2 separate regions of the Homo sapiens genome follow, and region 2 is linked to region 1. A link is a contact called in ENCODE Hi-C data. All regions are on one chromosome and are shown on one strand. Each heading gives the region's core, a stretch centred on a gene start or an enhancer-like site at or near the end of the contact. The rest is flanking DNA. Distances are from core to core; before and after follow the strand shown.

Region 1 (5,155 bases), core at 1,350-3,849:
ATTAGACCTTCCAGCTTATTACTGGAAAAGCATTCTTTTCTCCATGTTTTAAACACCTATTGAGTATGAATGTTTTAAGTGCTTATTAAATACTGGTTCATAACTCTTTGTAAGAGTTAGGGGAGAATCATCAATATCTGGAACAACACCATTCTTCATGATATTGGTTTTGAGAGCCACGTGGGCAGAGAAATAAATTCTAGAAAAAAAGAAATGGTAATCTGACATGCAGACTTGGATTATAAATATGGTCAAAGGTGTACTTAAAAACAAGATATTTTGCTTCTTGGTTAGCTTTACTGAGAATCCAGGGATCAAGTAAAATCATTGCCATTGGTACTGACGGTTGAGAGTCAGTGCGATGCTAAACCACAGGAACTCCTTACTTCTATGCATGATTAAATCCAGTTGTCAGGTTTGGGCAGAAGAGAGCCCTCCTTTTCCTCAAGTCTATAGGGAGGTGCTGTGGGGGAGTTTTCTCATTTTCCAGAATATACAGAGCAAGGATCATCCATCATAATCAGACAGGGGTATTTCATATCATCCATTTCCAGTGAGAACTGTGGTAAAATTCTGTCCTTTTTCCCATTTTTGGCTGCTGTGATTGAAACCCGTCTTATAAACAGAAAAGGGTAGTTTGAGTTATTTTAAAAAATAAGAATCCTTCAGTCTCTGTTGCCCATTTTCTCCTCTATGAATAATTTCTGCAGACAGGTGACCAGTTCAACCATCTCTCTCGGTTACAAATGCCTGTGGTTGGTCCACTTCCTTCAGCCTTGGAGTAAAATAAAGGCTTCTTTTGCAAGATCACGAAATAATTCAGCAAATACTGTGGGACTATAAGGTATTCCTGTGTTGTCACCTTTTCTTTTGAAGAATATAGAGAATATGCTTTTCTTCCTCTAATTCAAATACATAGATTCCTTATGCTTGTATAATGAAAGAATAAGGGCTCTGATACATACATATCATTGAACAACTATTATCAGTATTAGGCAATTTAGAAAACAAAAAATAAGACTTCAGAATTTATATCAGCTCCTTCAATACTTCATTTAGCTGGATCCATTTAAATATTTCATTTTTTAGCCTATGTTGTAGTAGATTGCTTGATTGGTCCAAGGTAGTCTCTAAATCCAATTAGAGAAAATGAAATTCAGGAAGCACATCACTGTAGATTTTGGTACAGTGACTTGAGTATATAATTGCCATCTCTTTCTATGTTAGCTCAGGGGTGGGTTTTGTGCCATAAACCAACCATCCAACCACCAGTCTACCCACCTACCCACCCAACTAACCATCATTTGGGCTATATCTATCTGCATATCATACATAATATCCTTGCAGGAATTAATCCAGCATCCATATGAGTGTAACTCATACCTAGGCTGATAACAAAATCTGAAAGGTTTTTCACTGAAATATATCAGGTGACTAAAGAATTTCACAACCCAAAAGAGGAGGGTATATCGATCCTAGTGGAATTCTATTTCATGGATTTTGTTCTGCCTTTATTGACACAGTTAGACATTAAAGAGAATAAGTATAATAACAAAATTTATAAGAAATGCTTATGGAATATTTTCTAATTTTAGCTACAATGATGGGTTGTTTATATTCTGTGGTTTGATTTTTATATCAATCTTTATGCAGCTATTATCATTACCCAAACAAGTAGATATTATTGCCCCTTTAATAACAGTGAAGGAAACTGGAATGTAAGAATTGAGGTAACTGGCCCACACACCACAAAGCGAGGAAGTAGGAAGCTGGAATTCACATCCAGGTTTGTCTGTTAGAAGCCCATCCCCTTGACCTTTCTGCCATATTATCTTTCCTTATGCTGTGGCACAAAAAAAGAATTGTGACCATACCATCTTCCCAGAGAGGGATTAGACAAAGTCCAGAGAACGTCTAGATGGTCAGGAACTCTAGTCATGGCGATGCTAGTTACTATAAGAGGATACTTGGCAAACAGCATTGCACCCAGATGGTGCGCAACCCACACGTCTCTATTTACGTAGAGGTCTCAAGTGTTTGTATTAACAGGTTTGGAGGATAATAAAAGGAGTTGTTGTTTGTTCTTTCTTTGTACGTCTGAAATTAATTTTTAGCATAAATTTAAAAGGGGAGTTTGTAAATTCACTAGACACTGAGAGACTGGAGATCCAAGCAAACATTTGTCTGTTGAGTTTAAAAAGATCTGGTGTAAAAGTGATTGTTTTCTATTTTGCCCACTAGGTGGCGCTTTGGTCTCACAGGTTCCTTTTAATGGGCTGGATTTCCCCGCCCCCCCACCTCCCCCCAACCCACCTCCCCCCAACCCCACCCCATACCTAGATGTTGGTCCAGGAAAAAAAAAAAAAAAAAACAATTCAAGACTGATTAAGAGGACTATGTCAGTTGAGTTTGTTCAGTTTGGGTTTTCTCTATCATTATCCATGTTGATAACAAAGATAATTAAACTTATTTGAAAATTTTGGACACTCCTTTTTCAACCTTCTTGCAATAAACTGTATTCACTTATTTTGGAAAAAAGCATCAATAAATGGAACTAGTGAGTTATCTTCTCAGCATGTCTCCACAGGCTACACTTACAACAGTCTTTCCTCCTACAGAGCGGGGCAAGTCATAGGAAGTGACTAAAACCATGTCATTTGGGTGTTCATATTAAGCACACTGGCTATGAGATCGCCCCGGAATGTATACACAGCCCAACATGTCATTTTCTTAACACCTTAACATCAGTGTGGACAAAAACAATAAGGAACAATGTTTTAAACATGTTTACATCAAAGAGGACTGGGGTCATAAGGAAGCAGTTCGATGGGAGAATAAATAACATTATTCCAAATTCAATAAAACTGATCAGTCATTCTACAAATGTACACTGATTTGACTCATTCCATTACCATGCAAGAATTTTATTTGTTGACTGTTGTGAAGACATTCCTGTCATCAAGAAGGAATTTTCTAAAATTATAACCTGAGATAGTAGTAAGTGATAGAAAAATTCACTAAATGGCTTTTCCATGAAATAATATTTATTTATACCTACTTCTGAATACCTACTATGTGCTGAGCAGGTGCAGGGTGATGTGAAACATATATTAAATCCCTTAAGGAGCCTACAGACAAAGATTAAGAGATGGCTGAAAGATAGTGTATCCAAGGTCACGTTGGCACAGATTACTGAAGTGAGTGGGGTGGCCTGGAAGAACATTAAGTGGACATTTAAGATGGAACAGCTAATAAGACAAAGGTAAAATGAGTCTAGAAGAATGACTAGACTGAGAAGAGAGGAAAGGAAAGAGGCAGAAATAGTAGAATGTAGAAAAGCTTTAGGCCCATGGTGATTATGGAGAATTGCAGAAGTCCAGTAATCTAGAGCATAATAATGCATATGTGGAAAGAGTGGGAAATTGGGGCCATAGGTAGAAGCCAGAATCAGGGACTTTGAGTACTAAATTGAGCATGATCTATTTTCTAGAAGGTATAGGAGAGACTTTGAAGAAGGCTGTCACTTGCTCCCCACGTAACCCTCTAAGAAGGCATGCCATTCACTTCCACTTTCCAGAAGACACAGGTGTGTTTCCCCAGAAGACCATCTGGATCCAGAATCTGTGCAGACTGACCATCTATCATGGTCTTTCCTTGTGGGAATTTTAAGTCTTGACTTTCCTTCTGGAGCTTTCCATGCGACCGAGGAAGTGATTATACAATAGCAGATGAGATCCTTGGTATAATTAAGGATTGCTTGTCACTTTCAACATTTCCCCCCATCAAACCGTGGACAGAGAGGCCTTGGAAGGGTTTAGTTCTGCTACCATACTCATTTAACCCTGCTAAGCATATTTTCTTCAGCATTTTGCAAGCAGAAATTTATAGTAATGTTTTTTGACACTAACTCTGAGTCCTGCATTCTCTGCCTGACTTGCTGTATTTGAAGGTGGTAGCGAAACACATGGTGTATGTGTATGTATGAAGTAGGAGGCATGGTGGTACAGATTTAGCTATGGGACTTTTCAGCTTTGCCTGTATGAAATTCATTTACTAAGTATATGTAAGTGAAATTCCAGCAATTCAGAAAGGGTTCTGGAATTGCTTAAAGCCCATCACTGCTTGTGAATTCTTCCCACATTAAAATGTTATCTTACAGAAGGTCAAAATGTCTTTCCTGCATGAATATAATAATGACTTACACCTTAGACTGTAACCATTGTGAATTTATTCTATGTGTATCTATCTCTGGTTTTCTTTGTTGGAGTGGCAAGATTTAAAGCAGGCCAATTTTATGCCTCATTCTATGTGCACCAAAACTACTTACATGATATTGGTTTTCAGTGCCTGCTACAACAAAAACAATATCCCAGTAACAGCCCACTTTACTTTCTGTGGGTAGACAATGCCCTCACAGGGGTTATTAACTTCTCCCAGAGAAGCTTTTGTCTTTGCAATCCTGAATGCATTTCTCTTCATATTAGATTTTACCAGTCACCTTGTTGATTATGAAATGCTAAGTCAGGGTCTTTATTAGACTGACTTTGCTTTCCCTTTAATAATTCAGGTAATTATTATATTTACAGAATTTGCCTATTTTTTGAAATCAACACTTTGTTAATCACCAGACCCATGACAATCTATAAGTAGCCACTTTACGTGGCTTATAGATCTAAAGTGAATGTTGGTTTTCACACATTCATTCATAACTATTATTTTTACTGATATATTAGGCAAAATATAAGATTCATTTATGAGTTTGTTCATCAGCTAGTTATAAAATTCCTGTTGCATGGTAAGTGCTGTCTGTATTGGGCAACAGAGATAAAATGGGAAACAAAACAAAAATCTTCCCTACTGTCATGGGGTTTACAACACCTGGACTTCTCAAAGGACACTGAATCAAAGGTTCTTCTCTAAGACTTTGTATGAAGTCTTAGTCAGAATCAAAGATGGTTGGCACCATCATTCACTAAAGTGGCCTGAGAAGTAAAAAACCTCTGTATGGCAAGGAGCAGTGGGACCTCTCTTTTTTTAAACTTTTATTTTAGGTTCAGGGGTACATGTGCAGGTTTCTTACTTAGGTAAATTGCGTGTCACAGGGATTTGGCATACAGATTATTTTGTTAGCCAGATAATAAACATAGTACCCAAT
Region 2 (5,155 bases), core at 1,176-3,675, 1.0 Mb after region 1:
TTCTCTGTCTTACATGCTTCAGAATCGTTCATGGGTGTCCAATCTTTTGGCTTCCCTGGGCCACATTGCCACATTAGAAGAAGAATAATTGTCTTGGGCCACACATAAAATACACTAACACTAAAGGTAGCTGATGAGCTAAAAAAAAAAAAAAAGATTACTAAAAATTCTCATAATGTTTTAAGAAAGTTTATAAATTTGTGTTGCACCTCATTCAAAGCCATCCTGGGCCGCATGGAGCCTGTGGGCTGCAGGTTGGACAAGCCTGATATAGAGAGATTAAATAAATTGGTCAGGGTCACACAGCTAATAACGATATGTTCTTTCCATCACATCACATTGTAAATTTCTTCTGGCATTGTTTGGCAAGTCATTGGCCTCGTGGATTTTAATGTTTAATTATAATACATTCTGGTCATTCATGTTCTGTTTTATTTGCTTTGCTGATTATTGTTCTCCTTATCATCATCATCATCATCACCATCATCATCATCATAGTTATTAAGTATTTATATTTTTCCATGATTGTTATAAAGGTAGCCATGACTTAAATTTAAATAAATAGTATTTTATCCACCTTTTGTTTACTACTTGAACCTCAAATTTGTAAGACTGCTATTTCAAAAAATAATAATATATCTTTTAGGAAGAGGACTTTGTGGGATTTTTTTAAAGGATATCTACTACCTTTTCAGCTATATGATTTCTTTTTTCCAAAAGAAAGTGTGATCTCTTTAGTAAGTACCACATATCCTCCAATTTCCTTAATAATCTCAGGTGCCTGTCTAGCTGATTTATAATTATGCAAGTTTTCCAAGTTCTCTATTCCCTCACCTGATTTTTGCCAATAGCTATTTGGCAACGTTTATATCCTAATAGTCCAAATTTGTTGCTTCATTTTTCCTGTTAAAAGCAGATTCGAAGCATGAGTTCAGTGTCTCAGCCATTTTAGAATCATCCTCAATTTCATGTCTACGCCTGCTGATTGGCAGCCTTGATTTCTCCTGGTTGTTCAATGTCCCTGGACGTATTTATTAACGCCTTCTTTTGTACTTTGAAACCCATTTTAGCACTAATCATTTCACTACCTTTGTCTTTTCTCTACCAAGTTTTAACTGATGTGGAATATTTTTACTCTATGCTCTTCTTTTTAGGCATGTCAAGCAAGAATTTTGCTCTCTCATCAGTCCTCTGTGATAGTACATTGAATGTGTCATGCAATTAGCATTGCTGTTTTTCAGAAGAATTGAAGCACTATCCTGATAATTTGGTTCTGAGCTTCACTTCTGCCTGAAATGTCTAGATAATTGCAGCATATGTGGGTGTTGTGAGGTTTTTTTCTGCTTGAATTATCCAAATAATTGCTTTAATTCTCCACTTTGCCTTACATATAGAGACACAAAGAAAGTGGATCAAGAAAATGGAGGAACCACGGGAATTTTTTTGTGGAATCCTTATTCTGTGCAAGGCTATGATCTGATTGCCTTCTCTTCTGAAAGGAAGTGCCTTCTGGTCACCAATATGTCACTTGCCTGGTATCTCTATTTTGAGTATTTCTCTCTGTGTGAACTGCTGCTTAGCTGGCCAGGACTCAAATGGTTTCTTACATAACCCAGGATATTTTCTTAGATTCTCTTCTATGAGTCAGTGAATCATAATATTCAGGGCATATCAGAGATAAAAGAAGTCCAGAACATCAACCACCTCTCAACCTCTGACCACTGACCCCACCATTATATAGATGTAGTCATTGAGACCTAAAGGGGTAATGTAAATATATACGCTTTCATAGAAAATCGGTGCAGAAGCAGGAACAAACAAACACAGGATGTATGCTAACTGTGGACCAAAAACAAAATGAAAACTCCAAAACTGATTTTACTTATCTTTTCCCTAAATGCAAATAAAGCTCACAATATCAGTTGAGTCATCTATAAAACATGATTTAGGGAAAACTGGACGAGTGACAACAGAGGCTCTCTCCATCTCTTCCCAAGGCGGTACTCTCCCCTCTTTTGTTGAGTAATGTAGGGTAGAGAAAAAAATAAAACAGACCTACATAATTCCTCCAGAAAAGGGGACGGCACCTGAAAGCAAGAAGTATGTCTCCTTCCTCTTCTTCATCCTCTGCAGAGTTGTTCAAGAAGTCAGCTCTCAGGCACCAGCTAAAACTCTGGAGCCAGCACAACTCCAATTTTGGAAACTACCATTATGGAAAGAAGAAAGTGAGCACAGCCGTGAGAGGTCTATGGCTCCGAATATGGAACTCTTCATCCTCTCAAACCTTTCTCCAGCTTCCATAGAAGACTTCATCTTCTTATCTCTATTATCATTTTCCTGCTCAGTGAAAGTTGCTCTTCTACCTCCACCCCCAGGCCTGGGGTGTGTGTGTGTGTGTGTGTGCTCCTTTGCAACTCAGCTCTAGGTGTCCAAGCAAAAGCTTGAGTTTTGCCGTCTCTTCCTTCAGCTTGGGATTCCTGTGGAAGGAATTGCTGACAGTGAACACTGCCCACCACTAGAGAGCAGTCAAAGCCAACATTTTCCTGGGCAAAAACTTCTAAGAAGTTGTTTTCAAAGGAGCCAGGTTCTCTTGGTCCTCTCTTTCCCTCTCTCATCTTTCTCAGGGCGGAGCACCCTGTCGGTCTCCTTCACAAAGGCATATTCTACATGTCTATTTAGACATTATGGGCGCAATGAACACTGTGTTAATTCTGCCAGAGAAGCCATTGTCAAAAACGTTTGTTCTTGAAATCTTCATGTTTTTACCCCATCAGCACAAACACAGCATCAAGCTGACCTAGGTGAATCATAAAATGTTGAAAATAAAGGCAATCTTGCAGTTAAAAAAAGAGTTATCTTCATAAATCCATAAAGGAAACAAAATCAGACCTTGGTTGATTCTTCCCTAACCCTCTTTAGTGAGACTAACAGCAGACAAACCTAAGCAGGGTCCTATGCACATCTTCAGATATGCTTTATTCCTTCAGACAACATGCTTTTTCCAACCTTAATGAAGAGAACAATTGTGCCTCATATAGGCTGTCTTTCAAATTTCAGTAGGTCCATGTCTACATTATTTAACTTACTTTAATGAACAGTAAAAGAAAATAATTATTGCAGATTGGCCTGTTAGTGTGCAGGAAGAATCCTCTAGTCTACTAGACTGGAAGGTGAAGAAAGGGAAAAAGAACTTCTGGAAGGAAAGGTAGCTGGATTCACATTCACTCTGGATTCAACCTTAGATTTACATTTGAATCATGTCTTTGCCACTTGCTTAAGTGTAACCTCAGGCAAGTTACTTAAGTTCTCTCTAAATCTTAGTTTCTTCCTCTGTAAATTGGAGGTCATAAGTGTTTTCATCAAATAGCATAGTTTTAAGAATTAAAAGAACAGTGTATGTAAAGCACTTAATAAAGATTTGCTGTTATTGTTCAGGAAGAGAACTTTGTGACTTATTTCTGACTTCTTCCTCTATTGCTTTATTTCTATACATCCAATTTCAATTTTAATTTTGCTAAATATTCATTATACATGTTTTATGTTCCATGTATAATATAATTCTGATCCTCAAGAGGTTACAATGTGGTTTTTAAAAGAGATAAATATGAAGGAATGAAATACAAAGAAGACACATCTTATAACATTAGATTCTAAAGATAACACATAACACAGAAGGTCTATATTGTCAATACTACCCGCAAGAGTCCCAGAACTGGGCTTCTCATAAAGTCCAGTTCTACATATACATATATATGAGTTTTTTTAACTCTTTATTACCCAGCATTAAAGATTAATAAATTTATGGCTGAAATGAATGCACCAAAGTCACCCCTGTTATTGGTATCACCAGCTTCTTGCTTGACCTCTTACATAATAAGAATCACATCTCAGTCATGAAAAAGAACTTTTAAATCAATTCACACTTATTTTCTGAGATTCTTTCAGGCTTGGTTGCATTCATTGCCTGTTTAATATAAATGATGCAATAGCACCATTGCCAAGCACCTTGAGTTGGATTCTTTCAGCCGATGCCCTGAGCAATTTAACTCCACGCTATGGGCTAAATGGAAATTCAGTCCACTTGTTGTTGGAGCACAAAACAAAGTTCAAGTAATTATCACTGTAGGGCATTTAGGGAAGGATCCACAGAAGATGGAATTGAACTTGCATGATGAGTTGGATTTTAATAAAGAAAGACGATGAGGAAGAAAAGGAGATTATACAAGGATGAGGGAAGAACATGATTAAAGACAGCAAGAAAGAAGGGAAAATAGCATTTATTGATTAACCCCTATGAAACTAGTTGGACACCTTGACTCCCTTAACTTGTTTCATTGTCTCCACAAACCTGAAAGGTTTATAGGATTAGCTCCATTCTTGCCAATCAAGGGAACATGAGATGGAGGATGTGCAATAAAGTCACACAGCCAGTAAGCAGCAAAACCAGGATTTGTATTCAGATGAACAGAATTCCAAAATACATGCCCACTATGCCACATTGCCAAAGGCAAAAAGAAGTATAATTACAGAGGAGGTGATGCTGAAATAAAAGCAAAACCATTGCATTGTCTCTTTGAGAGACAATAAACATTTTAACAGGGTTTTCTTTTTTATTAAAAAGTGCTTGCTAAACATTAAAAAATGATAACTATACGTTGCCACAATTTTCCCCCTGCAGCTGGGGACTTGCTCATAGATGACCACTGACTTTTTCATAACCAAGGCTAATCAAGAGACCAACTAGCATTTTGAAAAAAATGAGAGAAAGTCTGAGGTTAAGCAGATAAAAGAGTTATGAGTGAGTTAGAAAATAATGGATGCTAAGTGGAAAGGATGCTATAGATGGGAAAAGAACCTAGCCACTATGAATATATCAAGTAGTCAAATGTGTCCTTTTTTAGGAAACTATAACCCATCTGTTTGAAATAGAGATATTTCTTTATTATTGCTGTTCTTTCATTAATTAGAGCTGATCCAAGTCTAAACTCTAGCCCCTACCTTAAGAAGTTACAAAGATCTCATTTTTCAAGATCTAGCTAAAAAAGCACTTCTTTCTAAAAGGCTTATTTAATCCCTTACAGCGAGATTTTTGAACTCTTACAGGCATTTTTGTTTGTATCTATATTTTTTATTTATTGATGGCTTATCTTTCCTT

What was found. Hi-C counts contacts between places; a loop is a spot of excess contacts on that map. Pooled maps may share reads with other maps.
Region 2: a loop to region 1 is called in a map of PC-3, with 5 times the contacts of the local background. The contact joins two enhancer-like sites. A Hi-C loop is called at or near these places in 6 of 168 maps with a recorded cell type or tissue (A673, IMR-90, PC-3 and 2 more), 2 of 37 single-sample maps with no recorded cell type and 8 of 50 pooled maps.

Annotation. Positions count from the first base shown.
Region 1 is chr14:79,009,077-79,014,231 of GRCh38, forward strand. The region is part of intron 15 of NRXN3 (neurexin 3); the gene reads left to right. Among named protein-coding and RNA genes, the nearest start is that of NRXN3-AS1, 64 kb to the right of the region's middle. Within about 2 kb of position 2,600, at least 4 of the 41 ENCODE cell types and tissues checked have a DNase peak (open chromatin) inside an H3K27ac peak, as active enhancers do; they include PC-3, where a contact is called at or near this core.
Region 2 is chr14:80,053,871-80,059,025 of GRCh38, forward strand. No RefSeq gene overlaps it. Among named protein-coding and RNA genes, the nearest start is that of DIO2-AS1, 150 kb to the right of the region's middle. RefSeq lists a silencer at 2,356-2,650. Within about 2 kb of position 2,426, at least 2 of the 41 ENCODE cell types and tissues checked have a DNase peak (open chromatin) inside an H3K27ac peak, as active enhancers do; they include PC-3, where a contact is called at or near this core.